Regions from separate parts of the Homo sapiens genome. Here all the other regions are linked to region 1. The links are chromatin loops, found by intact Hi-C in ENCODE. Cell type or tissue: gastrocnemius medialis. All regions are shown on one strand.

Region 1 (8,000 bases):
CTAGAAGCAAACAGGGGTGGTGGGGGTGGCTCCTGAGGAGAGTCAACATTATCTTACCTGGCAACTGCCTCAGGGGAGGCCATCACTGTTGCCTCAGGCAGCACAGGCTTTATCTCCTCAGACAAAGGTGGAAAGATTGATGGGTAGGGGAGGGGATGTTGCCACTACTGGGGATGGGGAAGCTGTTCCTTCCGGCAAAAAGGGTTCATCAGAGTTTACAAACTCAGTGTCCCCAGCTTCATCAGGGTCCTCCCACACATCCCCATTCCAACTTTCAGGGTCCTATTATTTTCCAGTCAATGCCCTCACTTTAACAGTAGACACCTGGGGAGGTGGAACATGCACCTTTTGTTGCAGGTCAGCCACTCACATGATTAGAGCTTGTGTCTGTTTTCCCACAATTTCAGCTTTTTCTCTATAGGAGATAAGACTCTCAGTCAGAGCAATCTTTGCAGATTTGAGGCTCAGTATTTGCTTCTGAAGCCGGGAGACAGAATCCCTGAGTTCCTCATTTTCTTTCATCACTTTGTCCGCTGAACTTAGGAGCAACCAACCAGCTTCATTTTGTTCCTTGGTTCTCCACATATGGTCAAATGTATTATGTACAGAGTCACTAAACTCCTTGTCTCTCATGAGCGATGAATCAGGAGTGTCAAATGCATTTATTTTGCATAACTCTCTAAACAGTTCAAGCCAAGGACTATCAGTGTTCTCCATACTATTAGAAGTAGAGTCCTTACCATTTTGGGATCTAATCATATTAAGTAGCCAACTCCAGAAACCCCAAAACCAATGAAAGAACTCTATCCTTAATATTCTGTTCCTCTAGAACTACTCCTGGTACAAAATCTGTATTAGTCAGGGTTCTCTAGAGGGATAGGACTAATCTAATGGAATATATATATATAAGTTGATTAAGTATTAACTCACACGATCACAAGGTCCCACAAAAGGCCATCATCTGCAGGTTGAAGAGCAAGGAGAGCCAGTATGAGTTCCAAAACTGAAGAACTTGGAGTCTGATGTTCAAGGGCAGGAAACAGCCAGCACAAGAGAAAGATGTAGGCTGGGAAGCTAGGTCAGTCTCTCTTTTCATATATTTCTGCCTTCTCGTATTCCATCCATGCTGGCAGTTGATTAGATTGTGCCCACCCAGATTAAGGGTGGGTCTGCCTTTCCCAGCCCACTGACTCAAATGTTAATATCCTTTGGCAACACCCTCACAGATACACCCAGGACCAATACTTTGTGTCCTTCAATCCAATCAAGTTGACACTCAGTATTAACCACTGCAAATGGTGCTCCCCATAAAAGATGTACATCTGAACCTGCACATGAGACTTTATTTAGAAAAAAGGTCATTGCCATTGTGATTATGTTAAAGATCTCAAGATGAGATCATCCTGGATTAGGGTGGGCCCTAAATCCAGTGCCAAGTGTTCTTACAAACAAGAGGAGAGAAGGCCATACGCAGATGGAGGCAGAGCTCCTTTCTGGTAAGACTGAGTGTTGGTGCTAAACTTGTTAGTATGACAGTGAAGGTCCTCCAGGATCCTGACTCTGCCTAAAATTTCAGGTGTGATTGCCACCTCACCTCCTCTTTCATCCTCATGCCCTGAGTGAAGAATCCCACAGTTTTCAGACAGTAGACTCTTCCCCATGTCCCTGTCATTGCACCTACTGTTTCCTCTGACTGCTGTGTCTTGCCTGGAGTCCCCCCTCATCCTTCAAAGTGGGGCCTGCAGGGCATCGCTTCTGTGGTGCACCTGCTGTCTGTCTGCACACTTTCCCTCCTGGGCTGTGGATGCTTTGAGGGCAGGGGCTGATTGTTTTCTAGTTTGAATCTTCTGTCCTCACCCCAACAACCTTACTGAACCTACTGGTAAAAATACTCTCAATGGAATCAGAGAATCCTACTGTAGCTGGAAGGAACTTCAAGACCATCCTGTTAACCCCCTTCATTTATAGTGGTGGAGAGTGGGAATAAAAGTCCTGAGGCTAAGATAATTTAAGTCACTGGTTGTCATTTGCATCGCTGGTTGGCAATATTTTTGGGACTATCAGCCAATAGTCTTCACTTCCAGGTCATCACAGGGATCCTCACAGGGTTCAAACTAGCTCCTTAATCAGGCCTTTCAAAGAATATAATCTCCTGTTCCTGTCATGTCATTTTGGGGAAATTTTCTCAGTAGCATTTTGTCCACAGACACCCCTGGGATCCTACATCCTACCAAGAACAGAGCCCTGTGTTCAGGGCCAGGCTCAGCCCTTTGTCCCTTCCTGAGCTGTGGACATGGCCACACGTGATGGAGCTGCAGAGAGAGGTGGGCATTGCAATCCTGTTCTTAGATAGGAACTGCCTTCTCTCCCGGGAGAACTCTGCTAGTTGGAGGAGCCGCTGTGGCCTATGCAATGGTCTTGTAAAGAGTTCAGGGCCCAGATGGATCCAGCAGATGCAGAGTGATGGGACTTGGAAGGAGCCCTTCTTAAGTGTCCAGCGGCTGGCTTGTCTCCCTGAGTCCGAGCTGTGTCTTTGGTTAGAGTGAGTGTGGGTGGGGAGAGGGGGCGATCTACACCGCTTGGAGAATTGATGCAAACAGTAAGTAAAAACAACTGTGAAGGGAAACTGGTCCCACGACCCACACTGCTTCATAATCACATTTTTTTCGGCCTTTTGATTCTGGCTTCATCTCATCTGTTTGTTTTGGATGCTTCGTTGAAGCCAGCTACTCCTGAGAAATAGGAAATGACACTATGCAAACAGCTGAAGATGGGACAATCCCGAGTCATATTAAACATGGGATTTTCAAACAATTTCAACAGAAAAAAATCAGTGAACAAAGAAATAGGAAGACAAGATCTTCAAATATCCTCCACTGTTAGCCAGTGAAAATACAAACTGATTTACACATAAATTACATCTTGAGGATGTCTCTCCTGTGGATTTACGAAAAAAATAATTGTCACCACCAATGGGGCTTATTTTTCCTCTGTTGATATTGTTGCCAGGCGGTGATCCTCATTTGCTGCCTCCTTTCTATCCTGTGGCCACGGCCCTAAGTCAGGCTGCATCGACTTCCGGCAAAGCTCCTACCTGTGAGTCTGGCTCTGGTCTGATCCCATGCAGCCTCCCAACCCATCTCTGCATCAGGGTGCAGCCATGCCACTCTCCTAAGCTGTTTGATCCCTTCCTTCTCCAGCTGAAAGCCCCATGATGACCAGATAACTATCATTGCTCTGGGATAATGCAGAGCTACGGACCACTCCATACACCGGGTCTATGTGCTTCCTACCTCCCCGGCTCCTCCCTGCCTCTGTGGTATCTAACTCTTCTTTTAAAATCTAAGTCCCAGCTACCCCAATACATGTTCAGCCCTCCAAACCCCGACTCTCTCATGGCCATGCCTTTTTCCCACTGCCCTCCTACATGGATAGAGCCCTCATCCTCCTAGTGTCCTCCTGCAATGCTTGGCTCACGTGTCAGTTGTTATATGAGTCTTCCTGACCGGCCCGAGTCTCTGTGGGAATTAGGTTGAGCCACTCCAGCCTCGGTGGACCCTCCTTAGACTGTCCTGTCACCTGTAGAGCCCTGTCACCCCTTTTTATGGACCTGTCTACCTGCTGGTCAGAGAATTCCAGAAGGCGGCATCAGCTCTGCCTGAGGCACAGGACACCTGGCACAGATGAAGGGTTAAGTGGATATTTGTTGAATTTGTCAGAGAGCGAGAACAAATCTCAAGTGCGATGGTCCCTGCTCATTCCTCTCTCCAGCCCCTGCCTGCATGTGCCTCTTGTAGAGACAGCTGCAGGGCCCGCAGGCCAGAGCCCCTGGGTCAGAGCAACAACTGCCTTGTGTTTTCTCCAAAAATGAAGATTGCAAAATCCTCGTGGCCTCGAGTTCACAGCTGTGGAAAGAAACTTCACGAGGTGACGGTGGGGTCAAGGGGCCCGGGTGGGGACGTGGGGACCACAGGGCAGGAATGAGCACCCACGGAGAAATGCAGTCCCGACCCCTTCCACCCCTTCAGGTCTGGCTGTATAAACTCGGAGAGGAGGCTGCTCTTCTCAGCTTTTCCCACGTTTCAGTTTTCTCTACATCTGGTTATGTAGCAATGCCTTCTCATCCCCTGAGAGCTAGCACCCCAACATATTTACTGAACATCGGTCTGGGTTATTTGCGTGTCATCAAGCTCCAAGGGCATTCAAATGACCTTCTGGAGGATGCACAGTGCCTTGGGGAACGGCGCCACCTGGTGGTCACTCGGAGTTAATAACCACATTCTAGGGCGAGGAAGCCTAGAGCATACTGGAGGGACCAGGTGGAGGCTCAGATTAAACAATTCCTGCTGCCGCTGACACATCTGTTCCATGGTGACAGAGCTGAGTGTGTGTCCCTGGCTAGAGGCAGTGATTGGACAAGGATGGTCAAAATGTATCCTTCTGGAATCTGAGCGCTGAAGGGTGGTTTAGAGACCAATACAATCCCAACCATTCATTTCTCAGATGGGCAAACTGCAGTCCAGAGGGGACAGAGGTTACCTAAGGTCTTTCAATAAATTAGTTGAAGAGATGGGGCAATAACACAGGTTTCTGGGCTCCTTGTCTGATACTCCTCCATTCTAGCACTTCAGAGCACCTCACGGTGATGTCCGTCCTTTATTTTATTTTATTTTTTAATTTGAATTGCTGCTTTAGACGAAAAAGAAGGCCAACCCCCCGCTGCCATAAACATCTTCTTTCTCTTTCCTAAATTCATATCACTTGGTCCCGACACCAGTCTTCCTTCCTCCAGGAAGTTTTCCCTGAGCAGTTGGAAATCCTCCTTCGGAAGCTCCCAGGCAATCTACCCGATACTGATAGAGGGACCGAAGTTGACTCTGGGATATGGTGTGCACAGACACAGCCTTGCCCCCAGCAGCTTACAGTCTAGTGGGGAGAGACAAGTGACAAACACACAGACAGACAGATAGATGCAGAAATGATGGATGGATAATTTCAGGTACTAACGAGGGCTTTGAAGATGATAAATAGGGCACTGTGATAAAGAATGGCTTGGAACGGAGCTATGTCAGCTAGAGGGAACGGGAGGCTGGTCTGAAGAGGGCTTAGCTGTGGAGGACAGGCAGAAGGTGGTTATTATGAGGGGAGAGCACTCCAAACAAGAAGAACAGTAAGTGCAAAGGACCCAAGACTGGAATGAGGTTGGCAGGTCCAAGACACAGAGAAGGCTGGAGAGATAGCCGGCTAGCGGACAAGACAGAAGTCGAAGATGATGGGATCAGAAAAGACAGGGAAGGCTGGATCTGGAAGGACTAGTTGGGTTTGTATGCTGCTTGCAATGGGAGGTCATCAGTAGGCGTAGGCGGAGAGTGGCATGATCTTATGTATACCTTAAGTGGTTCGCATGTGCACTAATGCTTAGGAACTCCTGATGTAATCCCTCGGCTCCTGCAGAAAGTCTTTTCTCACCCACCAAGTTAAGGAAGGTGTCCTTCATCCGACTCCTTGAGTTAACATCTTCATGCCTCCATCGCTGGGCCTACCACCTTGCTTTCGAATCAACTGTTTATATGTCTTTTTACTTCACTGGAAAGTAAGTCCAATATTCAGAGACACAGCAGTACAAAGTCAAGATCCAGAACAGACTGTTGAGATGCAAAAACTCGCTCTACCACTTCGTAGCAGTGTGGCTTTGGACAACTTATTCATTCAGCGTGTCTTTGCTTCACTTTCTTTATCCGAAAAATGGGGCTAACAGTATCTCCTGCATTGGACCGTTATTACAGTTAAATAATATATGAAAAAAATCTCATAAAAATGGCAGGCACTATGTAATTATAAATAATAGATATCATTTCTGGGTGTTTTCTCAGGCCTCCCATTAATAAGGTTGGTCCCAGAGTCTGTCAGGGCCTCTGGCTGTGGTGTGCATTGCTCATTGAATGGGGATATGGGACTACACAGGGAAGATTATTCCGGGATACAGTTTCTGGCCTTGGAAGAAAGAGTTGGCCTGCCAACAAATGTAAGAGGCAGGGATTGTTCTTAGCTTCATTTTATAGGCAAGCTCAGAAAGGGTAGTTTGCAAAGTGACCCAGGTATTAAGTATTAAATCCAGGATGCAAATATAGGTCTGTTTCACTCAACATCCAAGGTTGTTCTTTCTAGTTTTGTTTGTTTTAATTTGATTTTAACCCCACAGCACCATGCATGGGTAACAGCTGGCCTTAGAGCAAATGTATTGCCCTAAACGATCATACTGGTGTCCGAAATCCTGCCATCAGCCATCTGCCTTGTCCATATGAGGCCCAGCTTTCTGGTAGGGGACTAGGCTCTTGGGTGCAAAGGTGTGAGTTTTAAGCTCTAGGTGACAACACGATAAATATGGAACTACAATGTCTTTCTCAGACCCTGACCCCAAAATGGAGGTAACGATCCCCATTACCTTCCAAAGGGCTAAGCCCACAGAAGCTATTAATGGTGTTCAAGCAGATTCTGGTGGCTACTCTCAGATCAGAAGAGGACCTGGGTACGCTAGCCTTTAAATTTTGAATGTGATGAGGATAAACAGCAATAAAATGAAAGTGGCATTTGAAAAAGAAATATTTTCAGAAACAGATTGAAGACTGAAATTTGCATTGTAGTTGTGTCTATCAAGCTTTCCCTTATCGTGTTTAAATTAGAACTTGCTTATACTTTTTGAATTTATAATTTGCCCTCTTTCAAAATTGCAAGGATACAAACATAGGCAGGCTTGTGCTGGGAAGTAGCAGGGCCTGGTGGTCAAGAAGAGCACAGGACCCGGAGCTTAGAGGACTGGCTTTGATCCCCAGACTTCCATTCATAGATCTGGGACCTATATGAGTTCTTCAACTCTCTTTGCCCAATTCCTCTTTGTAAGATGAGAGTGACAGTGGTACCTGCCTCCTGGTGACTGGCACTGCTTAGAAGAACACTTGGCCCATAATTTTGTTAGCGGTTATTGTTACTGTTGCTATTATTGCTCTAAAAAGTAATTTGAAGGCTGGGCGTGGTGGCTCATGCCTGTAATCCCAGGACTTTGGGAGGCCTAGGTGGGCGGATCACGAGGTCAGGAGTTCGAGACCAGCCTGGCCAACATAGTGAAACTCCGTCTCTACTAAAAACACAAAAACTAGCAGGGCGTGGTGGCGCGCACCTGTAATCCCAGCTACTGTGGAGGCTGAGGCAGGAGAATCGCTTGAAACCAGGAGGCAGAGATTGCTATGAGCCCAGATCACGCAACTGCACTCCAGCCTGGGTGACACAGCGAGACTTTGTCTCAAAAAGACAAACAAACAAACAAACAAAACAAACAACAAACAAAAACGTGATTTGAAATCTTACTAAGAAAGAAAAGAACATTACACCAGGGCTAGTGACAAAAGAATTCTTGAAATAAAGTTCCACATTTGGTTTTATGTAAAAACAGAACCCACATGTAAAACCAAGCAAAGCAAAGGAGAAGTACAGTACTTTACAAGGTTGTTATGATAAAGCACAATCTAGTTCGCTGGAAGAGTTGACTGCTGTCACAACAAAGTGACCTTGAAATTCCAGAAGTAAAGCGTCTGCCTTCAGCTGTCCTTGCCCATGTTGCTTCTGATTTTTCATTATTTGGGTTGGTGTCTTTCCCTTCAAAATCCAGCACAAGGCTGCCCCATCTCCCTGCCTCCAGTGCCATGGTCCCGCCACTGTCCCCCCTCCCCGGGATTGCTTCCCTGAGCCTCAGTCTCCTAGGTGGTCTCCCTGTTTCCACACTTGCCCCTCCGCAGTTTCTTCTCCACCCAGGAGATGAGTAAACGCCCAGGTCCTTCCAGGTCGCTAGAGCCCTGTGAGATGTGACTCTGGGCACTTCTCTGATTTCTCACATCTCCTTCCTCACTGCATTCCCACCATCCTGTGCCCTCAGTAAGGCTTATGAACCTCTGCAAACAAGTGGGTCCAAGGGCTTCCTGGGAGCTGTAATAATTTGCTCCTTC
Region 2 (8,000 bases), 200 kb before region 1:
ATTTTTACTTAAATGTGATGATGCATCAGTAACCTCAGTTTACCATTAAGGTCTTAATTTAATGGTGATAACTAGGAGCAAATGTTGATCAAGCATGATGTTAACTAGTAGTTAAAAGGTAATATCCAAACTTTCTTTCTGGTTGTTAATACTCCACCCCTAATGTGAAGACATCCATTTCCAGTTGTTTTTTTTTTTTGTTATTGTTTTTTTTTTTCTACTACTAATTCCTAGTGGTGCACAACGAGTTTCTGAGAACACAGTAATAACGCCAAAGTAGCAGTGCATCTGAGAAACATAATTTTTACCTCGTTGCTTTCCCAAAAATAAATATCTCAGTCATGGAAAACACTGTTTATTTGAAAACAATGAGACCTCAAATATGAAATATAGTTAACAATGACATTGACACTGTTGCTAGCACTTTCCCCTAAACCACCCGTAAGTCTTGGACGCATGTGCATGCAGCACACACACACACACACAAAAACCAAAAACAAAGCCAAAAAAAAAAAAATCCCAAACACAACAATCCATGATTGTTCAATGACTCCTGATGCCGGGAGGACAGGCTGTTAAAAGAATTTGTCTCCCACAATATCTCTGGAGTGGGCACAAAGCCCATCACCTGTTAGTGATCACAGACATTCAGTTAACCTGTCCTTCCAGTAATCAGAGACAACAATTCAGACCCTGGACTTCTCAGAATCCATGTACTGCTGAGTCTTGGCTTTGAGACAAGACAAGTCTTGGCTAAATTGAGGCAGGACAGCAGCCCCTTCCATATGTTTGGTCCCATTTGATAGAAAGTCTAATTTAGAGTTATAAATGTGCTCATCTATTTACTCTGAGCTCAATCTAATTTGACAGGTAATTCCTCACATTTTCTCCATTAGCCAGCTGAGAGTCAGCTGTGGTAGAGACACACGACATGGGTTCAAGCCCCTCATGAGCCCTGTGGTGGCTGGCAAGTCCTTTCCTTTCTTTAAGCCTTAATCTCCTCACTTGATAGAGGGGGAGAAATTGACCCAATGATGATAAATATTGTGTGGTTCTATATTTCTAGCCTAGACAATTGTTGCTCAAGTGTAACATGTGACTGCCAAATAGGATATCTCTTAAGATGAATATCTCCTAACTTTCCTCACCTGGTATGATCACATATTCTGGCTTCCTCTAAGGTTTAGAATCTGTAGGTTCAAAAAGGTCTTGAAGACCACCTAGCATATTTCTATTCTGATGAGAGAAACTCCATCCAAGCAGCTGTACTTTTTCAACTTGAAAATCTCCAAGGAAAAGAGCCTTTTCCTTCTGTTGACTAATGTTTAGATGCAGACCAGGGAATCTTTCCTGTCACTTGGCTGAACTCCCTTGCTAAAACAACATAAGACAAGTATTTTTTCCCCTTTATTGGAGGATCCAAGGGAAGATCAGCTGGTCACTAAAGTCCAGAAAGCAATGGAGTCTTATAGCTCATTCCTGGGATGTTGCAAATAATGCCAAACTCTGATGTACTCAGACTCAACTTCTAGGATTATCATTCACTAAATGCCTGGGTGACTCCTTCTAGTGGAAACAGGCAAGTAACAATATAGACCAGACTGAGGATTTACTTAGAAGGGTTGAATCCCATCCCATAGTATGTATTCACAGCCACATGGTATAAAAGGAAGAGCATGGAGTCAAGAGTGAAGCATCCTGGGTTCTAGGCCCACATGGGAGCCATCCTGTATGACCACATCCTCTGGGTTTCATTTTTCCTTAGGAGGTCAGAATCAGAGATTTTCATGATTCCATTCGAACTAAGCTCTGATGTACAGAGAGAATGACTGCAGGCTTCATAATATTGTTCATCAACAAGACAAGGTGGGGCAAATGCTTGCTGGATACTACGTACTAAGGAAGAAGGGCGGAGTCAGTCATTTTATCGGCATTAACCTTACAGGGCTCTTGAAGATTGTTTTAATTGCCCATTTTAGAGACAAGGAGGTTAAGACTCAGAAAGCTTAAACACATTTCTCAAGATCACATTATGAATCATTAGTAAGGCCAGGAGTAAATTCAGGTGCACCAGGGCTTTTATATTGCAACAAGCTAGCAACGGGGTTGGGGAAGAGCTACTTTTTAAAAACCTGGGAAATAGAAAACATGGATTTTTTTTCCCTCTAAATTCCCCTAGTTTTCTGGTAACTAATGCAGTATCCTAGACCTTTGTTCTCATATGAATGGTCTTCAGAGAACAGGGCTCTTATGAGGGGTGGCTGTGCACCCAGAACTCTGCAGGTAACTGGAAGGTTGCTAAACTCACAAATAACTTCAAAGCCAGAGCTCCATTTCCCTAATCCCTGTAGGCAGAGGGCTGAAGCAGAGAGATGGCTGTCCTGTTGCCTGAGTGCACCTCTGAGGACCTGTCTCCCAGTTCCAAGACAGCCACCTTCATCAGTCCAGTGGCAACAGCACATCTATCTATTTCTGCTGCTCTCCCACTAACTGAAAAAAATACAGGAGATTTTTTTTTCATGTGAAATTAAAGGAGAACATTAGAGGGATATAAATCCAAACAGAAAAGGAGTATGCTGATTAATAAAACACGTGCAAACAGAAAAGTTGCACGTGTGGACTGCAGTCTGAGGACAGAGAGGGGGTGTGCTGAATTCGAAACACTTGGGTTTAATTCTCCACATGCATTTTTCTTGGATTCCTCTCTTCCTCTGTCAAGATAACAGTTGTGTTTCTTGTAGCTGAGCCGACACAGGAAATCAAATATTTTGTGTTTCTATAAACTATACTTCCCAGAGAGATAACACATCTAGAATTAAAATACTACCACAAACAATTAGGAATTTTTTATCGTTATAGATGTTGTTAAAGGACTCCAGTAGCAAAGATCAAAGTCTCCGAATTTTGCCTTTGGAGAAGGGGGTTTCATTTCAGACATCAAAGGTAAGGCTCTCAAGTCAATTTATGCTCTGCTGGGTTGAGTCAGTCAGGATACAAATTAAGGTCCATATATTTCAGTGACAAGAAGGAAACGGTTATGTAAATACACAAGTATTAACATCAATCTGTATTAAATTATGTAAACATATACATCTTCTGAGGTCAGCACATAGATCCTCTTCTTTGAGCAGAGCTCTACTGAAGCATTGCTCGAATCTGTTTGGAAGTTGATTCATCGTTCAAGTGCTTTGTAGTGAACCTGGATGGAGAGAGAATGGTAGAGGTTAGCGGCAAACAGTGCTCTGTGTAAGCTTCAGCCCATCTTTACCTTCGGAAACACAATTGATATTTGGGCTTATTTCTTTAGACAAAAATCCACACTTCAATGCTCACAGTCATCTCAGATTTAATATTTGATTCTTCCTTCCAAAGGAATTTTGTATTATGGTTATTAAACCAAGTAGATATTTTACATAATCAAATAATTACACAGAGGAGATATGAGCGGTCTCATTTTCTAGGGAGGTGGATTTCACAGGATTGAGTGCAGAATCCTGACCACTGAGGCTGCCCCTGCTAACTCACAAATTTCAGAATAGAGATTTGCATAGCAACATTGCCCAGAACTGGAATGTTTATGGTTCTCCACTTTCCTGGCAATGCTTAATTAACCTCATTGCCACCACAAGGGGGCACAAATGCTGGTAAGCAAACCCACAAAAATGGTGCAATCTGCAGCCTCCCAATAGCCGGGTGTAGAAATCATTTATGCAAAAGAAGGAAAAGAGAATTAACATGTAATAAAACTTTGGCCAGGTCATGGGCGCTCCATGTTAAGTTTCGTGTTACAATAACTTTGTAAAGGTGAGGTCATTGCCTTCATTTTATAGAAAAGAAAACTAAGATTCAGAGAGGTTAAATGATCTATTCCAGATCACAAGGTTACTGAATTGAGATTTGTGATTTCTGATTCAAACCTATATTTTGCTATCTGGAAAGCCTGTGCTCCTCTGACATCATCACAGTGCCTCCAGGAGGTACAAATTCTAACAAATCAGATGGGACTCAGGGCCTAGCACAGAGTTTTGCTTGATTGAATGATGCTGGAAAGCTCAACACACTCAGAAGTTAAAGCCTTATTCATGTGTATAGAAAGTCATCCTGGGTGTGAAATGGACACCAGGAGAAAACCTTAGTTTTTCCCACAGACTCTGGAAGGCTCTTACATTAATACTAAGTCTCTTCTAAAGGATGATGACTTAGCAACACAGCAAAACAGCATCAACCTCAGGGTCTATTTTGTTCATTTTGTGTGTGTCTCAGTTTCTTCATTTATTAAGTGGGGGTAACAGATCACCCTTACCTCTCTGACTTGTGATGATTAAATGAGACAATATGATTAGAAGTGGAGTATAAAACATGAGCATTGTACATAGGTAGAGCATTATTGATCCATCCCACTTAGACTTATTGAACACTTACTGCATGTACAACACTGAGTGGAACTCAGGGGACTCAAAGATGAATAAGACAACAGGGACCATAAACCTTCTGGACTGCAATCTAGTATCAGAATGATTTACATAGCAGTGTGATTCAACCAATTCTTGTAGATGTGTCAGAGCTAAAAAAAGCATCCCCTCTCTGAAATGGATTAAGCACATGCATCCCTGGGAAGAAAGCAGCTGCCTAGGCATCACTTGTTAGCAGTGAGAAGCTGAAACATGCCACAGCTGGCCAAATATTTAGGCATCTAGACAGTGGGTTCTCAATTCTGGTAGCTGCACATGTGAACCACCTGGGGAGCTTTAGAATAAACAAAGAAACACAAAATGGATACCTGAGACCCTAGCCCAGAGATTCCGATTCATTTGGTCTTGAGTCACATGCAGTCAGAATCACACAGAGTGTTTTCAAAAGGTACCCACATAATCCTCAAGTGCAGCCAGGTTTGGGAACCACTGGTAAAGTGGAAAGTGAGAGCCTGGAAGCCTCTTGTTCTGAGGAGTCTCTTTAAGCCCCAAAGCAGTGTGGCTGAGAATCAGGTCCATGACCCGTGGGGTCACCCACACCTGGGTTCAGGTCCTAGCTTGGCCATTTACTGTGTGACTTTTGGCAAGTTATTTGACTTCCTTAAATCTCATTTTTTTTCCATCTTTAAAAATGGGAATGATAAAAATGGTGCTGACCTCAAAAGATTGTTAGGAAGATTCAATGTGTTAAAATATGCAAGGGTTAAGTTTGGTGCTATCCACAACAGTATTTAAATTTGCAATGGCCCTGAAAGGCTGGCTGTTCCCTGTGAGCTGACACAGGGTTGAAGCTCACCTGAGGGCATTTAGCAGCCCCTCCACACTGTCTGGGGCCTGCTCCTTCAAAACTTTTATGCAGCCTTTCATCTAGGAGGAGAAAGCACAATGTTTGTTAATATCTTAGTAATACTGTCTATGCCAATATCTACCCATAATAACATGTGCCCATAATGTCACATTATATCTTCCCATAGAAATCCAACGCAGAAATGACCAACAGGTTTTCCTACCCCCTCAGGCTGGTGAGCTGTTCCTCTGGGCTTCTAGAGGATTCTGTATGACTGCAATCATTATCAATTTTCATACTATTTGCAATTGTACATTTCACTTGCCTGGCTTTAGGGACAAAGACTTGAGACTTTGATCTTGCCTTGTACTATGGAGCCAAATGCAGGGCCTTCCATCCACTCAGTGCTCAGTTTCCATGTCTATGTCTATGTTGGACATGTCTATGTCCAAGTCTATGTCTCAGTTGAGATTTACTGAATAAAATCTGAATAATTTTATGCCATTCTTCTGCCCTGAATGTTTTCTGTCCTTCACCTGTTTGACTGGCAAACCCTTAACACTTATTTTAGACCCAGCTGAAGATCATTACCTCCTGGAATCCTATTCTGACCTCACTACCTTCATTAGGTAGAAGCAACCAACACCTTTCTGTGCTCCCAATACGACTCTGTCATTTATCAGAGAAACTTGGAGAATTTAGTGCCCATATTAACTTCTTTCTTCACTAGACCAGGAGCTCCTGGAGGTCCAAGTCTATGTCTCAGCCATCTTTGAGAGGACTGATGAAGGGCCACTGTTCAGAATGTGAACTTCACAGATGCTAAATGCCTGAGTTTCCTTCATGCTTGTTTCTTTAGTATCTTCACAAACCTAGGCAAGTGTCTTAGCTTTTTGTGTCTGTATAATATAGTTGACCCGTAATTTGGGAAGTGCATGGAAACTGAATTTATATAGATCACATTACATTATGCATATCCTGGAGTGTTTTTTGGCAAAGCAAGAATCTTTCTGCAAAGCTATTCATATGCTGTTATATATTGGATTTGGTTATACTTAGGGCCCCTTTTGTAACAGCCCTTAGAAACATTTTCTGTCATTGTGCTTCTTGCATGTCAAAAGTTTTATCTTACGGCCTGATAGACCCTGATAGACTGATGGAGGCTGCCAGAAAACAGGGTTGGGAATCATGTGAGGATCACTACAGGTGCATCAAAAAAGAATGTCATGGCAAACGAGAGGTGTCTGTCATGCATACCGGATTGGGAGAAGCTACAAGCATGCCAGGTATATGCCACCCCAGACCTGGGATGGCATCAGGCCCAGGGATGCAGAGATTCTGTCCCTCTCCCATAGTTGATTATCACAGTGTGGAAGTGTTCTTATGAACCAGGCCTAAGAAGCAGTGACAATGCAGATGTGGAAGGGGTGGAAGAGCAGGGAATGCTGTTTGGGAATCCGGAGTTCCACTTAGGGTGATTTAAGCTGTAGGTATGAATAACAAGATGCTGTCAAGGATGCAGTTGGGGCCAGATGCAGTGTGAATTCGACAGCATGTTCAGGAGCTGGGGGCTTTACCTGTGGAAAACATCCTTGATAGGTGTTAAATAATCTAGTGATGTGGTTAATATGGAAAAGGACCAGAAGGAAGCAAGAACAGAGAGAGAAGGGGCAGTGAGAGCCCCTGAGGGTGTGAGGTGTGGGAGCAGCAGTGGGCATGGAGGAGCAAGTAGAGACAGGGACTAATCTGAGGTCAACTCCATAGGATTTGGTGACTGATGAGATATGGGGTGAAGAAGCCATTCCTCATTCTCAGGGACAATTTTAGCCTCTGGCTTAGACACTGGTTGGAGGACGATGAAATACCTGAGACGGGAACCCAGGAGAAGGAACAGGTTTGTGGGGGGAGGGGAATCTCTGTTTTGGGGATGGCCATATTTCAGGTGTCCATGGGAAATGGGGTCTGGAATTCTGGATAAAATCTGAGATGGAGACAGGGGTTAAGAGGTGATTACTTATTGGGTCATTTCAAAAGATTCTAAGGAAATCAATTGAAAACACCATCTCCCCAAACCCTCCTTTCCTGGCATTCACAATTAGCATTTCTTTAATAAATGGCTTGTGCCGCCTTGGTAGCCACTTGGATGATTCCCCCTGCCTGGAGGACTCTGCTTTCCCTCTGTCCTTTTGGGATAATCCTACATCTTCTTCAAGGTCCACCTCAAACATCACCCTCTGTCTCTGCTCTTCGGCAAAACGAGTTTCTCCCTCCCCCTAGGTTTCCAGAGCTCACTGCATGTCTATTCTGCACTCCAAAGCATGCCCTTTGTAAGTACACACACAGTGCCTGCCTCTCTCAGGCCCTCACGAAGAGATCCTGGGGTTTTCACAGTTGATGCTGATGCCCTAATGATTTACGAGCCCAGTGACTATAACTGCTGGCTTAGAAACAGACTAGTATCTGAATGGAGACCCTATATGTCGTAAAAAAAAAATGGCCCATCTCAAATGGTTTACCGTGCTTATTAAGCCTGAAACTTTCTTAGAGGTACACGCAAACATCCATATGAACAAACCTTACGTAGTGCTTTTGACCTCCACGGACAAAAGCAAACTTCATCAAGACTATGCGTGAAGACTTAACATGATATACTGTTTACAGCCTCAACTGAAAGACTCAGTAAATAACATATAAAGCCAAGCTTTTTAAAGATTAGGGCTACAAGGCATAATTTTACCCAG
Region 3 (8,000 bases), 120 kb before region 1:
AAGCCTATACTCCAGTGTGTGTGCATCCCCCCACAGTGACACCAGGCAGAAGAATCTGACAAGTGTCTATTCACCTCCTCTCACCTCCTCTGGGAGGGTAGTGAAAAGACACGGTGTGAAGTTCTAGCCCTGGAGACTCAGATTAGACAAATAATCACTAGCCTGGCATCCAGAGCCGCGATGGTCAGAAGAGCAATTTTATTTAAGTCACTTTCTAATAGGAGTTGAAGCGTCTTGAAAAGTGAGGTTTTCAAAGGCTCCTCTGGGGAGGCAATTGTCAAAAACACACAGCAGGCAACCTTGCTTTCGACACATTCAAAGCCACTTTTTAAAGACAATCCTTTTCTTCTCTGTACCACTTGGGATTGAAAATGCATTTAGCACAAACCACCAGAAGCAGAAACAGCGTTGGATAAGAAACGCGACCGACATTGTGGCAAGCACGGGGAACTGCAACAGAATCTGATCAGGCTGGCACCACTCAGACATGCACAAGGAAAGAGGCAATGGCAGGCAGCATATCTACTGTCCCTCAGCCTCTGGGGTCTGGAGTCAGCGAAAGTAGGGGGTGAGGTGTAACCACAGCCGTTGCTGGAAGTCCCTTGCAAGACTCCGGATTCTGAGTTCTCACACTGAGAGTGGCAGCTGATTTCTAAACAAGCAGATGACAGAACACAGGACCTCCCTCTGTGTCTCCCTGAAGATCTGAATCTGACCATAAACCATCCGACTCACAAAGCCCTTTAATTAAAAGCCCAAGGGCCCAGAGCTAATTCGAGATGTGGCAAGACCCAGTGGCTTCTCAAGCACCAGAACTGTGAGCAGATTAATGGGGATAATTTCGCCCTTCCTGGTCTATAAATGACAACTCACTCAGATGCACTGAATGCCAGAGCTGGAAGCCACCTGGGCAACTCTCTGCCCAGCCCCTTGCTTTGTGAATGAGGAGCTCATGGTCCAGGATAGGAGGCCAACTGCCCCAGGCCCGGTCCCGAGTTTCTTACTGACTTTCAGCTAAATGCAGCTTTCTTGGTGTCCAGTGCTGAGTCACCTATCTATTCAGAGAAAATGTTTTTGTTGAGGTCTCTACACTCCCTCTGCAAGGCTTACTCAGAACTCCGGACAAGCTGGTTACAATCCATCTGGGACCTAGGGCCACAGGTTGGAAGTAGGACAACTTCAGGGAAAGAAATTACCCCTGCCTGGGCAACGTAGTAAGATCCTATCTCTCCCCCAACCCCTTGCCAAAAAAAAAAATAAGAAAGAAATACAAAACATTAGCTGGGCATGGTGGCATGCGCCTGTAGTTCCAGCTACTAGGAAGGCTGAGGTGGCAGAATCACCTGAGCCTGGGAAGTTGAGGCTGCAGTGAGCCATGATCATGCCTCTGTACTCCAGCCTGGGTGACAGAGCAAGACCCCATTTCAAACAACAAAAAATAGAAAAGAAATTTCCAAAACCCCCACACACCAGGAGCTGGCTATCTCCTGGGCTGAGTTTGGCCCCTTTCATCACTCCTCTGTCATTCATTCCTCACATCCACATCCCAGCACAGTGGATCTTGTGATGCCCAGGCTGAGTGAGATAAAGAAATCTGTTTGGCCAAACAGCTAATGGATTTCTTTGATTGCAGTGCTCATCAAACTCTTTTCTTTTTAACTTAAAAGTTGTAATATCTAAAGCAGCAACAAGATGACTTCTAGGGACTGAGTGTTTGTATCCCCCTAAATTCATAGGTTGGAGCCTAAATTCCCAATGTAATGGTATTTGGAGGTGAGGGAAGATTCTTTGGGAAGAATCAGGTCATGAGGATGGAGCTTTGTGAATAAGATTAGTGGCCTTCTCAAAAGAGACACAACAGAGATGATGTTTTTCTCTCTTCACCATATGAGGATGCAATGAGGAAACAGCCATCTGCAAGCCAGGAAGCCAGCCCTCACCAGACACCAGGTCTGCCCACATCTTGATCTTGGACTTCACAGCCTCCAGAACCGTGAGAAATGTATTTCTGTTATTTAAGTACTCCAGTCTATGTAATCTGTTACAGTATCCTGAACTGACTAAGCCAATGACTTCTTCAGTAATGACAAAATAATTTTGCCACATATTATTAATTAACAAACCCCTAATATATTGGATTGCAAACTTGAATTTTTTTATGCTAATAATGGCAAATACTTATGCATATGATTTATGTACCTTTCATTATACAAAATAATCTCTCATTAACAAAATAGCTTCAAGTAGCATCTACCACTCTCATTTTACTGATGCAGAGACAAAGGTCCAGAGTGCTCAGGTGAATTTTCTGACATCACACAGCCAGTCAATGGCAGAAGGGTGTCTGATCCTGAACTCTGTGTCCTTCACCAGGGACTGTGTCCACTTAGGGACCAATCAGATGCCACAGACCCTGGAAATCAGTATGTTTCATTAACATGTCTGCTAAGTGTGGTGCTGAGGGCCTGGGTAACGGGGGGTGATGGGTGGGGTGGCAGTTGTGACCTCATCTTGGGGTTTGGAAGGAGCCACACACCTGAATAGCACACAGTTACCGAAGCCTACCTGTTAGGTAAAGCCTTTGAGGTTCATTCAGACAGAGGAGCAGTAAGAAGGAGAAGGAATCTCACTGGAGCCCACCCTGCAGGCTGTTACTGGTTTCCTGAATTTCTTCCACCCCTGGGGATGAAGATTCAGAGAACAAGGTATGGTACCTCCATCTTGTTTGCTAACAGCCCGTAAGCTTCCAGGAAATATAAACACAGGAAATGACGATTAAGTACAGTGTGGCAGTTGCACAGGCTGGTGTGGAAGCATCCGTGGTGGGCACCGGACTCCACCTGTGTGATGGGATCTGGCCGGGAAAAGCTTCCTGGAGGGGCTGGGGCCTAATCAGAGTGTGAATTCCATGCACCACTAAGGGATGCTGTGAGGATGTGAAGTAGGAATAGGGTGTTCAGGCACAGAGCACGGGCCTTGAAAATGAACAAGTGACAAACCTCCTCATGTGAGGAACTCTGCATGAAGGGGTGTGGCTGGAGCATAAGAAATTGATGGGTTGGACTGGGAGGGAGGCTTGCACCGCACATGAGGCAGGGGCTGGGCGGACCACAGAGGGCCTAGCAAATACTTGTAAAGGAATCTGCATTTTGAACGTAGGGTTTTACCTTTTATTATTTTGCAGAGACAGGGTGCTATTGTCAGGTTTGTATTTTATATCGTGTGAGTGTGGAGTGTTGTGTGTGTAGATCTATATCTGTATCTATGTAATATCACTACTCTGGCAGTAGTGCCCTTACTCAAGTGACTTCACCAAGCCTTCAATTATTTTCTCTCTAAAATGGGAAAAACATGATGTGCCCTCCATATCTCAAAAGTGTTATAAGAATAAAGTGAGATAATTAATAAATAATTATTAAAGATTAAGAAAACGACAAACTTACATAAATAATTATATCTGGATTCTCTCAAGGCTGCATACAGAAAATCTCAGAACTTTAAAATATCCACTTCAAAAGAATAAATTGGGAGGGAGAGTATGAAGCATGGAGCGGAGAAAGCCACTTCCTGCAGCTGTCGCTGTTACTGTCTGGAAGGCCCTGCCCAGCAATGCACTCTGGTAATCGCTCGTCCTCGTCTCCCATGTTCTGGGCTAACTTTCTGATCCATCCAATAGCGGTAAGGAAGCAAAATACCAAGACCCTCAAACCCACCTTTCTTATTTCGCCAATGAATGTATGTTTCCAATTTTAGATAAAAGAATGACTTTCACAAAGCTCTTCCTGAATCTTAGAGAATAATAAATAGATAGGCAAAGAATATCTGATATTCAGATGAAATGGCAAGGTCTTTGTCTTACACGATGGGCACAGAAATGCCCAGTTGATTTCAGTTTCCCTCTTTCAATCTGCCCTCACCCTGGATGTATTTGACTCCAGCTAAAAGAAGGCAAGACCAGTGGAAGCAGCCTGCTGCCTAAGTACCTGCAGTGTGGGGCAGTCTGTGGAGGATAAAAGCCTCTTTCAGGAAGGAATGGTTTCCAACCACTGCACAATTACCTTTATTAGCATAACGTCCCATTGTGCATTTTGCAAAACACTTTCCCATTCCATCTCAGGAAGACTGCAGTGACAGAAATTGCTGCCACTGGGGGGAAGAGCGTGTCTGTAAAATTTAAACCATTGGGCATTTGTTCAAGACTCCTGGGAAATGATATCCCTTGATATATAATTCATAATAGCCTTAAAGCTTGCCCTACTTCTGACACATAGATGATATATTTTGGATAAGTCAGAGAGGGAGGAGGGAGAAAAATTACTTTCGAATGGCTCTGCTGTTCTTTGCCTTTTGAGTAAAGCCTGACAATATTTTGGACCACTCTTTTCCACCATAAGGGCTTCCCTTTAAGAGCTTTTTTATTTTATTTTTTATCTTTTAAATTGAAGAGGCAGCATATCATCCAGTTTCAGTTTTATCTTCTGTAACACCGGATAAAAGATGAGGCTGAATCCATCTGTTAGCACATACAGGCTGCAAACTGTGTGAATGCAGGCACACCCGCATGCATGCGCCTGCACGCACACACACACATCCTTGCAAAAAGGGGGAAAAATCCACACTTTTAAAAAATTTATCATCAGCAATCCTACCAATGCCGACTAGATAGCAGCACTTTTATCCTTTTATGGGCAGATTCAGGAGGAAGCCAGCCTCGCCCCCACAGAGGCTCTTCCCCCTGCACTGCCATAGGAATTGGGATGCTGGGACTGGCAGCAGGCCAGCCCCTCCCCCACAGCGCTAGGGTTCTAGCCTCCTGAAATCAGTGATGATACCATTGGGGGCCATAGCCTGCCATGCCCCAGCTGGCCCTGGCTGGGGACTGGGAGAACCACAAGGCATTGAGAGGGCTTCCATCTTCTGGCACAATTGGCCAAGCGACTAGGCTGGTTTTCTAGGGAAAATGGGCAGGCAGCCTGCCTAGATTTATGGAGGCAGAGTGGAGAGCCCCATCTGGTTGCTTGGCCTTTCCTCTGGTGCTGCTGGTTGGGTGGCACTGTGTATCGCCCTCTCTGGGCCTCCAGAGCTGCTTTTGCTCAAAATTACTGGTGATGCTGCAGGCACTGGATCAGATCAGGTGCAACAGAAGATCAGAGATTGGAGGCCAGAGATGACCTGGATGCGTCAGCTCTCACCTTTTTAGGTGGACACAGTGCAGGTAGAGAGTCCTGAAATGCACAGGGTTCTTTTGTTTCCTAAACACAGAAACTATGTTAATCACAGAGTTCCAAAAATAAGCAGCTTCATTTCATTAACGAGGTGAAGCTTGAGCACACATGGGCTTGGAAGAGGATGGGGTGGGGGTGGGGATGACAAGCACAAGGGACAGCCGAGGCCACTGACCTCAAAAGGCTGACGAGTTTCTCAGGGAGGGCCCAGGGACCCAGATCCACACCATGTGCCTATCCCTCTGGAGTGCTGAGCCCGTGAACTCTGATCCTACAGTGCCTCACATCCGCCCCCTCCTCTGCTCCCACTTCTGTTGCCCTAATTTAGGCCCTTATTATCTTTCTCCTGGACAGTTCTGCACACACAGCCAGATGACTCTTCCCAAAGCAGCACGGCTATTATTGCATCACTCTATGGCTCAAAAACCTTTAATGATTCCTCCACTGACTAAGAAATAAAGCCCAGCTTCTATTTTCTAAGGCCCTCTTCATTGAGTCCCTGGCCCAAATCCTAGCCTCATTCTCCGCTCTTCCTTCTCCTCCGTATGCCACGCCTTCAGCCCAGGGTCCCCTTTCCAGCCTTCCCACCTGCATGCCCTTACTCCTATATGCCCCTTTTTCTAAAATATTCTTCTTTCTCCTCCATTTGTTTAATTCTAAATCCTATCCAGCATTCAAGGCCGAATTTAAAGGCCACTTCAGCCATGGACTCAACCTTGACTCCCAGAGAAAATTTCTTTGTCCTCTGAACTCTCATAATTTTACTATCCCTCAATCCCTTTCTTTTGCTGTAACAGATTCTAGACACCTTGCTTTTCTCCTTAGGCTGTAAGACATCTGAGGGTAGAAAAATACCAAGTTTAACTTTGCATACTCATTCCATCTAGCACATGGGAGGTGCTCACCAATGTTGCATAAGCACACAAGTGAGCGTGCCTGCAGGATGGCAGACAGAAAAATGTTTTGCAGGAGATGCAGCAACATAAGCAGATCATGCCATGATGGCATGCAAAGGAGGCAGGCTGGGTGGGCTGGGGGTGAGAGCAGAGGACATGGTGATCTCCACGATGCTGAAGCCAATGGTCAACTCTCTCTTCATCTTTATTAAACCCATTAGCAATAATTGACACAATTGAGTTATCATCCCTTTTAGAAAGACTTTATTTACTTGATCTCTAGGAGGTCAGGGTCTCTTAATTTTCCTTCTAGTCAATGTGTGCTCCTTTTCAGTCTCTTTGGTTGCCTCTTTCTCTTTTTCTAAATTCTTAATATTGGCACTTCCCAGGACTTGGCCCTTCAGCCTCTCTACTTTATCAGGACTCACTCCTTTGGTGATCTTGCCTTAGTTTCACACCTTCAAATATCATCTCTATTTTGATAAATACCATATTTATATTTCCAGCTTTGACCTCTCCCTTGCCAGCAATAACCAGCAGTCTACTCAGAAGCTACACTCCAATGCCTAACTCAAACTCAGCGTGGCCCAAAACAGAACTCTTCCTCTTTCCTCCCAATCCTGCTCTACCCACATTATTTCTCATGTCAGCTAATGACAATTCCATCCTTCTAGTTGCTAGGACAAAAACAGTGAGTCATCTGAGCCTCCTCTTTATTTCACGCCCCAAATTCAATCTTTCAGAAAATTCTTTTGCCTTTACCTTGAAAATATATCCAGCGTCCCTGCATACCTTCCATACTAGTCCATCAAGAACACGCTGCCGCCAGGGTCCCCCAGTTCCACCCCTGACACCCTGTTGTTTTCTTGCCATAGAGTGGCCAGAGTGATGCCACTAAAATGTGAGTCCCACTGGGACCCTCCGCTAGAACACGCTCTCCAGCAGCACCCTTCATCAGACTCAGGGTGGACCCCCAGGACCTTGCCGACCTCATCCACAGCTACTCTTCTTCCTTTGTTCTATCAGGTCCATCACATTGGCCTCCTAGCTTGTCCTCAAATCTGTCAGTTCCACTGCCCTTTCTCTTTGCCTAGAATACATTTCTCCCAGATATATGTGTGCTCACTCCTTCACCTTTTAATAGTTTTTGCTCAAATGTCATTTTCTCAATGAGAACCATCCTGACCGCCCTTTTCAACTGCAATGGCCTTCCCTGCAACAGCCATAATCTCCTTGGTTCGGCTCCATTTTTCCCATTGACCTTTTGACCTTCTAATATACTAGAAGGCAATAAATATTCCTTTATTACCTTACCTTAAAGTTATTATTATTATTTATAATAGTATACTATATATAATAATATAATTATTACCTAAATAAGATAAATACATTACTTTAGTACTTTTTTCTTAATGTTATTACCATAATAAAATATTATTATTGTTACTTTAACATTATTAAAGTTATTATTTAGTATCTACATTTTTTCCTTAACTGATATGTCTTATCCTTACTGCCTAGAGCTATGCCTGGCATGAAGTAGGCATTCAATAAATATCTGTCAAATACAGGAATGAATCACTTTAGTCGTTCATCCTTGAACCGTAGCTTAAACAATGAATGGCATTGAGCCACAGAGAAAGGCAGCTGAAAGGCTCCTGTAGGCAGGGGGAGCTTGAGGAGCCAGGGCCTGGAGATACAGTCTTCTTCAATACTTCAAGATGGGACAGTGTTGCACAAGCCTGCCTAAATTAAAGGATGCCACTAGAGAAGCACTGCTGAGCCCAGACCTGCCATGGACAGTTTTGAGAGACTTCAATATGCAGCAATGCTTTTTACATAAACTTTTAAGACACACAGTCACGATGTAAATGAAACA
Region 4 (8,000 bases), 230 kb before region 1:
CACACATGTTTCCGATGAATCCACATTCAAATGAATTTCGGCCGACAAATAACTCGATACAGCTCTTTGGTGGGAGAGAATTCCATCAGGATGAGGTCATGGTTTGGCTACAGTAAAATTAAAAATAACCTAGAGCCCCCCACTGCCCAGCCTGGCATCAGCCCAGGACAGTGCATTTGGGAACCATTATCGGGTTTATCGGGGTAACGTATCACAGAAAACCTGCTTCTGTTTATAGACCATTTTATTATTCCGTTTTGACATTTCCCTTTTTTCTTCAACCCCTTTCCCCCTTAAGCAAATATCTATTAGACTGAGTTGAAATGTGATCCAACCAAACATACTCTTTTTCAACTTCAGGCTAAAGCAGGTCTGACTAGAAGCAGAAATGCTTAAGTGAAAAGTTATGATTTACTTTCTTTCTAAAGGGAAACAGTGTCAGAAGGAGAATTTTATATGACAAGAGAACTTATGGCACACAGAGCAGGGGCTGACAGCTGACACAGACCTTTCCTGGGAAAGTGCTAGTGCTTAGAGAGCTGGGCCTCGTCTCTTAGTGTCCCTGTGACAAACTAGGAAAAGCATATCACCACAACCAGAATTAGTTTGAAAATGATCATGTCTCCAGAGTGGATTGTAGGTGTTTGGATGGTTAGAATGGAAAGAGAATGTAGAGATCATGTCCATTCTCACTCCCATTGTCTTACTGTTGGGTAAACTAAGGCCCACACGGCTGCAGTGACTTGCCCAAGGACACTGCCGGGGCTTGAGTGTTGGAGGACTTGAGCCTTAGAGTGTTGAAGATGGGAGTTTGAGAACTAGCTCTGCCATGAGCTGTGACACAGTGGCCATTATCTTGTTGCGCCTTGAGTACATTATCCCTAAAATGGGATAATTGCTCTCCTGCCTGTATTATGTGATTATTGAAGAACTGAGTGAAGAAACAGCTATTCTAGCAAATATTTACTGAGCGCTTATTTTCCAAATGTTCTAATCCTTCACGCAACCCAAACGCTTCTCACAGCAGTCCTGCCGATTAGGTACAATAATGATTTCATTCTCAAGATGAGGGACATTCATGAGGGATATAATTTACAAGAGCAAACTGTGAGTCGGAAGATAATAGAGGCTTGATTTGAACCTAAGTGTTTGATTCTAGAGCCTGTGCTCTTAACCATGGCATGATTCTGTCTCTGTGACCAATTAAATCAGAACCCAGTTGCAAAGGTGAAAGGTGAGATCCAGGCTGAGCCAGAGCAGAGACCCTGTTCATCTCACTCCTGTTTCCAGGTCCTTCTCCAGGACCGTGAATTGCCCTGACTTCTACAAGGGAGGCCGTTGGCTGCTTTCCTGTGCTTTCTTTCTGGCCTGGGCAACAGATTAAACTATGAAAGAGAAAGACGGTTTGAATTCTCCTTGAATGCATCAAAGTCCAGACCTGAAAGGAATGTTGCTGGTGAGGGTTGGGGGCACAAGAGGCAGGCCCTCCTCTGAAGGTTGACACACGTAACGACATTTCACGCACCACTGGGAGGTTGTGAGGTCCCCGCTGCTGAATCAGGCTTCTGCTCTTGCACTTGCTCCCCTCCTGTCTTCCTCCTTTCCCTCCACTTTTGATTGTTCCCAGGCATGGCTACCTCCAGGCTGGTCCCTACACCGGACCCTGGGTTACCGCCCCACCTTCCTCATTATCTCCACATTCTTCTCCCTTTAGCTGCATACTCCAGCTCCACTGCTTTGTGGGTGTGTTTGTGCGTGTGTGTGTGTGTGTGTGTGTGTGTGTGATTGTTGTTGATGTTGTGTTCTGATTCCTTCTTGAATGCACCAAGCTCTTGCCTCCCTTGGGACTGTTGCTTCTGCCCAGAACTCCCCATCTTTGCCCAGCTAACAACTCACTCTTCAGGTCTTGGTTCTAATGTCCTTCCTTAGTCACAATTAATTACTCATTACTTCTCTCATAGAATTATTTCCTTTTGTTTGTGCCTTTCTTACATTCTGCGCTAGCATATGTATTTATTTCGTTATCTATCTCTTCGTCTAGACCGGCAATCAACAAACTATTAGTGCAATAAACTGCTTAGTCGAGACCAAATTGTCATTAGTTAAGAATAGTTTTTACATCTTAAATAGTTATATTTCAAATATCTATATAAGCATCTATGTCATATCCTCAGTTTTGCTTCTTTGCTTCATAAGCCCTAAAATACTAATATTCATGTTTATCTTTTTTTTTTTTTAAACAGAGTCTCACTCTGTTGCCCAGACTGGAGTGCAGTGGTGCAATCTCGGCTCACTGCAGCCTCCGCCTCCCAAGTTCAAGCGATTTTCCTGTTCAGCCTCCCCAGTAGCTGGGATTACAGATGAATGCCACCACACCTGGCTAATTTTTGTATTTTTTGTTAAAGACGGAGTTTCACCACGTCTCAAACTCCTGGCTTGTCTCAAACTCCTAACCTCAGGTGATCCGCCCGCCTATTTGACGATAAAGTTTGCTGATCCTGCCCTAGACTGTAAGCTCCAGGAGAGCAGAGACCGCGTCTCTTTCATCTACTCTGCATCTCAATACCTGACTTGGTGCCTGGCTTGAAGTGGGTGTTTAATATTTGTCTACGGAAAATCAATGTATTCTCTATTCCTTCTAGTCCCCCCAATGAAAGGCAGCGAGTTCAGTAGGAAAAATTCATGTTACATCCAAAAATCTCATTTGAACTCTAACTGTGTTTACCAGGTGTGGGACTCTGAATTAGTAAACACCTTTGACCCTCAATTTCCCCATCCTTTAAATGAAGTTAATAATTGGAGGAATTAAATAAGGTAATAAAAAATGTACAGGCGATATGACAAAACGTAGAACGTTCGTTACTATCATAATAATTAATGCTGTTGTGCAAATAGCAATTTACTGTTTTATAGTTTCGCATCCACCTTTCATTGCTTGCTCTGTGATAATGGAGAGGGACCCTGTAAACGTGTCCGCCTTGCCACTTTGTGCAATATTTAGCTCCTTCAGTAGAGGGCGCTGCAGGAACATGTCAGGAGGGGGCCTTCTCTTCCGGATTCTGGATTCTGGTATACACTTGGAGCGTGGCATTTGGGGGACAGCCACTGGTGCGCAGCCCCATCAAGTTTTGGTGGCATCCCTGTGGACCATATTCTATTAATCTTCAGTGGTACCCCTGTGGCAGATCCCCAGTGATTCTTATGGGCACTCAGGGCTAACTCCCCAGCCTTGCCTGCACTGTGACGGGTTTCCAGCTTACCAGTCATAGTGTGTGTAACTAACTGCCTGCCAGCTTTGGCCCACATGCACCCCAGAGGTGCATTTCTTGCTTTCCAGTTCGTTCTGTGAGTCTCTGGCCACCTGTGTCAGCCTACCTGTATCTGAGGCGGGTATTTTTTTTTTCTGCCGTGTTCAGCCATGGTTCCCTGATCATCAGCCTCAGTCCAGTATCTGTGGACTAGCTCCAACGTGGGGTGACTTAGGGAAATTCCTGGCCATCCAGCAGAGTGCAAACCCCACCTTCCCAATGAAGGGAGTCCAACCTTGGGGAAGAGACCCTTCCTTCCATGTTTGCTTCTTTTTTAAATGTTCTCCATCAATCTTAAGGAATCCTTTCAAGTATTTTTTACTCCTTTACAGGTTAACTGCAACTGTTATAGCTAAAAATCCCTTATGTGAAACTTTCTCTGTTCGAATAACTCTATGGTTTCTATTTCCTGACTGGACCCTGACTGATACAGAATTGCTGTTAGTAGTTGTCTAAGAAGATAGACACAAAGATGGGATTTGGCGATTGGTTTGTTTTATTTTTAACCTTGAGTGTAGTGCTATGCTTTTTATTTTTGCAATAGGAAGTGAGATGGTAATCCATGGCATGTAATGGTATCATGATTGATAGAGCTGTCACCTGTGGCTGAATGTGATGAAATGCCCACTGAGGACATGCCTTGGGAGCTCTAGTGGCTACTGCACTTGATTGCTGTGGCAGTCACAAGGACTCTAGAGACTGTGGTGTGGGATGGATTCTTCTAAATGAGTTCAAGCAACCACAGAAAGAAAATGACAAGTTCTGGTCCTTTGACTCTCAGCTCAAGTCACAGATTGGGAATCAAGGAGCTTTCAAGGTAGCCCTAAAATATGCTCTTACTTCTTGTAGCCAAAGGGCTGATATTGCTAAAATCTGACACAAAATTTGTTGTGCTAGTTGCTGAATTATAATGACAGTTGGATTCAGAGTCTTTACAAGTTTCTCATGTAAAAGGACACTTATTGGGAAAGGTTAGGATACTAAAACTTGAAATGAGAACATCTCGTTCTCGTTGGACCCCGATGAAACCAGTAACACTGAACTTCCAAATTTCTCTGAGTTTCCCTTGACATTGAGATTAGTTGGCCTTGGAGTGTCTTAGTAGACTAGCCTTCCTTTCCTTGATAAACCTTATTATAAACTTACCCAGTGTTGCTGGGTAATCAATCTCTTCAAAACCCACCACAACTACACTTTGTTGCCATTAGACTCATAGCTGGAGCCATATCTCTCTATGTCCATGTAGGAATAGCTTACACAAAAAAGGATTGAAATTGTGCAAATAAATGTTGGCAGAAACCAGAGGGAAAAGAAGTGGATTTTATGGGTGTTAGATTAAGGAGGATAGAATATAAGAATAGACAGGGTCAAGTTTTTTATTACTAGATATTCCAGATAACATGTTTGCTCATGCATCCAGAGGGGGCTTTAAAAGCTTACTTGGTTGGTTGACTGAAACTTGGTCTCAATAGTGGCCTATATTAGGGGTTGATAAACTTCAGTCTGTGGGCCAGCTCCCTGATTTCATAAATAAAGTTTTATTGAAACATGGACACAGAGATACTTCATCATTTGAGTATTGTCTATGGCTGTTTTCATGCTGCAACAAGAGTTGAGTAATTGTGACAGAGATCACGTGGCCTTTAAGCCTGAGAGATTTACTATGTGACTCTTCAGAAAAAGTTTGCTGACTCCTGGGCTACATTTAAGGGGATAAAATTACATAGTTTCCCTGTATTGTTGGGGAGATATTGTGACTGAACTTATTACGTGTAACCTGCACACCATTTCCCAACTATGTTCCATGAGGAGGCTGGGAGTATAATTCCTTCACTAAGACATTGACAAATGCATTACTAAGGGAAGCACATTTATCCTTGAAAAATGGTGGTTCCTGTCATTTACAGATCAGTCATGAACAGAGGGGATGCCACCATTACGATGTGTTTCTTTATTTGAATGAAGACGCAAGACTGTTGTAGAAAAAGAGGCCAAATGACTGCACTTACCTGCTAAGGACAAAGTGGGAGCCTCTATCATGAAGGGCACCAGGGAAGTATCAGGGCTTGGATTGATTTGGGCCACAGAGATCTTTCATATGACAAAGATCTAGTAGGACATGAACTATTGCTAAATGTGTAAGAGGAAATATCCTATTATGTCTGATTGAAAAGAGAGAGAGAGAGAAAACTTGACTTTCATCACCAAAGTGGGCATTCTAGGACTCTTTCCAGAGTTAAGTCAAATCATAGCCCCAGAAACTATGGATTGAAATGAGATCAGGTCTCCTTGAGAAAAGACTCTGAACCATTTCTTCGAGTACATACCATAAATATTCCTCCAAGTATTTCTGAAAGGGAATGTGGCCATTTACAGGAGTGAATGTGCATTTGTGAAGTAGAAATACTCAGACATTTTGCAATTATTAGGTGTTTGTTCTGAATTGATGTTAATTCCTGGGGACCCTAATAGACACTGTGTCCCACCAGTCAAAAAGGGCACTTATGATGGACAGGTGATAGGTAGGGTCTTAGCTTAACTCTAACTCTTAGTGGGCATAATTGGTCCAGGATCCACCCTGTGGTTATTTCCCTTTCTTGAATATACAGTTGGAATAGATATGTTTGGCAACTGGCAGAATCTTCACATTGACTCTCTAACCCAAGGAATGAGGATGATAATGGTAGAGAGGGCTAAGTAGAAGTCCCCGGAACTTCTCTTGCTACCAAGATAGTAAACTAGAAGCGCTACTGCATAATTGCAAAGATTAATGACAACATTAAAGACTTGAAAGAAGAAAAGTGGTGTCACCTACTACATATTCATTTAACTCAACAATTTGGCTTCTGTTGAAATCAAATAGGTCTTAGAGAATAACTGGATCATGTAAACTTAATCAGATGTTAACTGCAATTTTAGCTGCTATCCCAAATGTAGCATCATTATTAGAGCAAATCAATGCAGCTTTTGGCACTTGGTATAACGTTATTGATATGGATAATTCATTTATCTACATCTCAATTTGCAAGGACCATGACAGTAAATTGGTTTTTATCTAGCATGGCTAACAGTATGCCATCACAGTCTTGCCTTTACACTATGTTGATTATTCTGTCCAGAGTCATTTGACATTCCACGAAGTATCACACATGTCCCCTATACTGATGACTTTGTATTGATTAGGTCTTATGGGCGGAAACTGACAAGTATTTTTAGTGCCTTAGTAAGACATGTAAACTAGCGGATAGAGACAAACCCCATAAAAATTCATGGGCCCCCCATCTTAGACTCAGTAAAGTTTCTTTAACTGTTATGAAGCATCAGGAAATATCCCCTCCAGGGTAAAAAGAGAAGTCGATGGACCTCATACTACCTAGGATGACAAAAGAGGTGCAAAATTTAAAAGGGCATTTTGGATTTTGGAGGCAGCACATATCACATTTGAGTGTGCCATATTGACCTATTGTCAGAGTCACCTGTAAGACCACCACATTTGAGAGTAAGAAAACAGTAGAAAATTCATTGGCAAGTTCAGTCTGCAGTAAGAGTTACACTACCACTTGTTCTTTATGATTCAACAGATCCATGGATATTTGAAATGGCCTTGAAAAATATGGGAACTGTATGGAGCATCTGGAAAGCATCTGTGGAAGAATTACAGCAAAAACTTCTACAATTCAAGTACAAATCTTTACCTTCTTCTGCATGCAATTATTGTTCTTTCGAGAAATAGCTTCTGGCTTGCTACTGGGTTTCTTTCTACTTGGTAGAATCTGAATACCTAGCCATGACTATTAGGCAACTGTGAGACTTGAGCTTCCCATATTCAACTAAGTATTGTCTGACATATCACCTTTATCAGCGATAAAGGTGGTCTTGCACAACAGCAATCTAACAACAAATAGCAAACTGTATTTCATACAGAAAGCTTGTACAAGTCTAGAAGGTACAAGTAGGTTGCATGGCCAGGTGGCTCAGACTTTTTCAGAATAGACTCCTGTTGTATCACCTTCTGTCTTTCAATCCATGGCTATGGCCTCTGGGGTGTTTCTTGATCAGGTGACTCAGGAAGAGACAATTCAAGACTGGTTTACAGATGCCAGTACTACTCAGAAATGGATGGCTGAAGCACCACAGTCTTGCTCAGGGCAACCCTAAAGGACAGTGGTGAAGAAAATCCTCCCAGTGGGTAGAACGTAGAACAGTACGTGGTTTCCATGATGCCAGAAATGAGAACTACACTGATTCGTAAACAATTGCTAGTGCTTCGCTGGACAAAACAGGATTGAAAGCAACTGACAAGAAAGTCAGAGGAAAAGCTATGTGAATGGACTTATCAGCATCAGCATGGATTGTAAAGTTGTTTATCTCCAATATGAATGCCCATGTATCCAGTGCAGATGGGGCTTTTAATAATTGAGTATAAAGGAACACAATATTTCAGCAAAAGAAATTTGGTTCCTAGGCTTCAAAGACCCCATTGGCAACCCAGGAGAGTCAAGAGCACCATGGGAAGCCCTAGGAAGGGTAGGCCAGTGACAGATTCAATTCATTTTGCTTTCCTGTAGGCAAGGGGCTCCAGAGTTTCATGTCCCAATTGGTGCATCTGCATTTTTGAGCCCTGTCTTGTGCAGGGCCTCAGCCTGGAAACTGTGAGTTGGCAGGAGATGTGTGGGCTTGGCACAGTGAGGA

What was found. Hi-C counts contacts between places; a loop is a spot of excess contacts. Peaks named below come from ENCODE experiments on the same cell type or tissue, not always from the same donor. Only the 100,000 strongest peaks of a DNase experiment are listed, where the experiment ranks them.
Region 2: a loop joins it to region 1, with 7 times the contacts of the local background. A loop is called at or near these places in 63 of 110 quality-filtered maps.
Region 3: it touches region 1 in a loop (7-fold over the local background); 5 of 110 quality-filtered maps call a loop at or near these places.
Region 4: it touches region 1 in a loop (13-fold over the local background); 17 of 110 quality-filtered maps call a loop at or near these places.

The regions. Positions count from the first base shown.
Region 1 is chr2:16,753,121-16,761,120 of GRCh38, forward strand. No RefSeq gene overlaps it. Among named protein-coding and RNA genes, the nearest start is that of CYRIA, 91 kb to the left of the region's middle. In gastrocnemius medialis, a CTCF peak has its summit at 4,248 (motif pointing left); DNase peaks (open chromatin) are centred at 3,779 and 4,241; H3K27ac peaks cover 1,969 bases.
Region 2 is chr2:16,549,801-16,557,800 of GRCh38, forward strand. CYRIA (CYFIP related Rac1 interactor A) reads right to left here. Exons shown (of 12, transcript NM_030797.4): 11 at 5,269-5,339; 12 at 1-3,199. The coding sequence ends at 3,136. Among named protein-coding and RNA genes, the nearest start is that of CYRIA, 110 kb to the right of the region's middle. In gastrocnemius medialis, a CTCF peak has its summit at 3,634 (motif pointing right); no DNase peak of the experiment used is centred here.
Region 3 is chr2:16,635,550-16,643,549 of GRCh38, forward strand. The region is part of intron 1 of CYRIA (CYFIP related Rac1 interactor A); the gene reads right to left. Among named protein-coding and RNA genes, the nearest start is that of CYRIA, 26 kb to the right of the region's middle. In gastrocnemius medialis, a CTCF peak has its summit at 4,098; a DNase peak (open chromatin) is centred at 662; H3K27ac peaks cover 3,719 bases.
Region 4 is chr2:16,522,450-16,530,449 of GRCh38, forward strand. No RefSeq gene overlaps it. Among named protein-coding and RNA genes, the nearest start is that of CYRIA, 140 kb to the right of the region's middle. In gastrocnemius medialis, a CTCF peak has its summit at 3,002 (motif pointing right); a DNase peak (open chromatin) is centred at 3,933.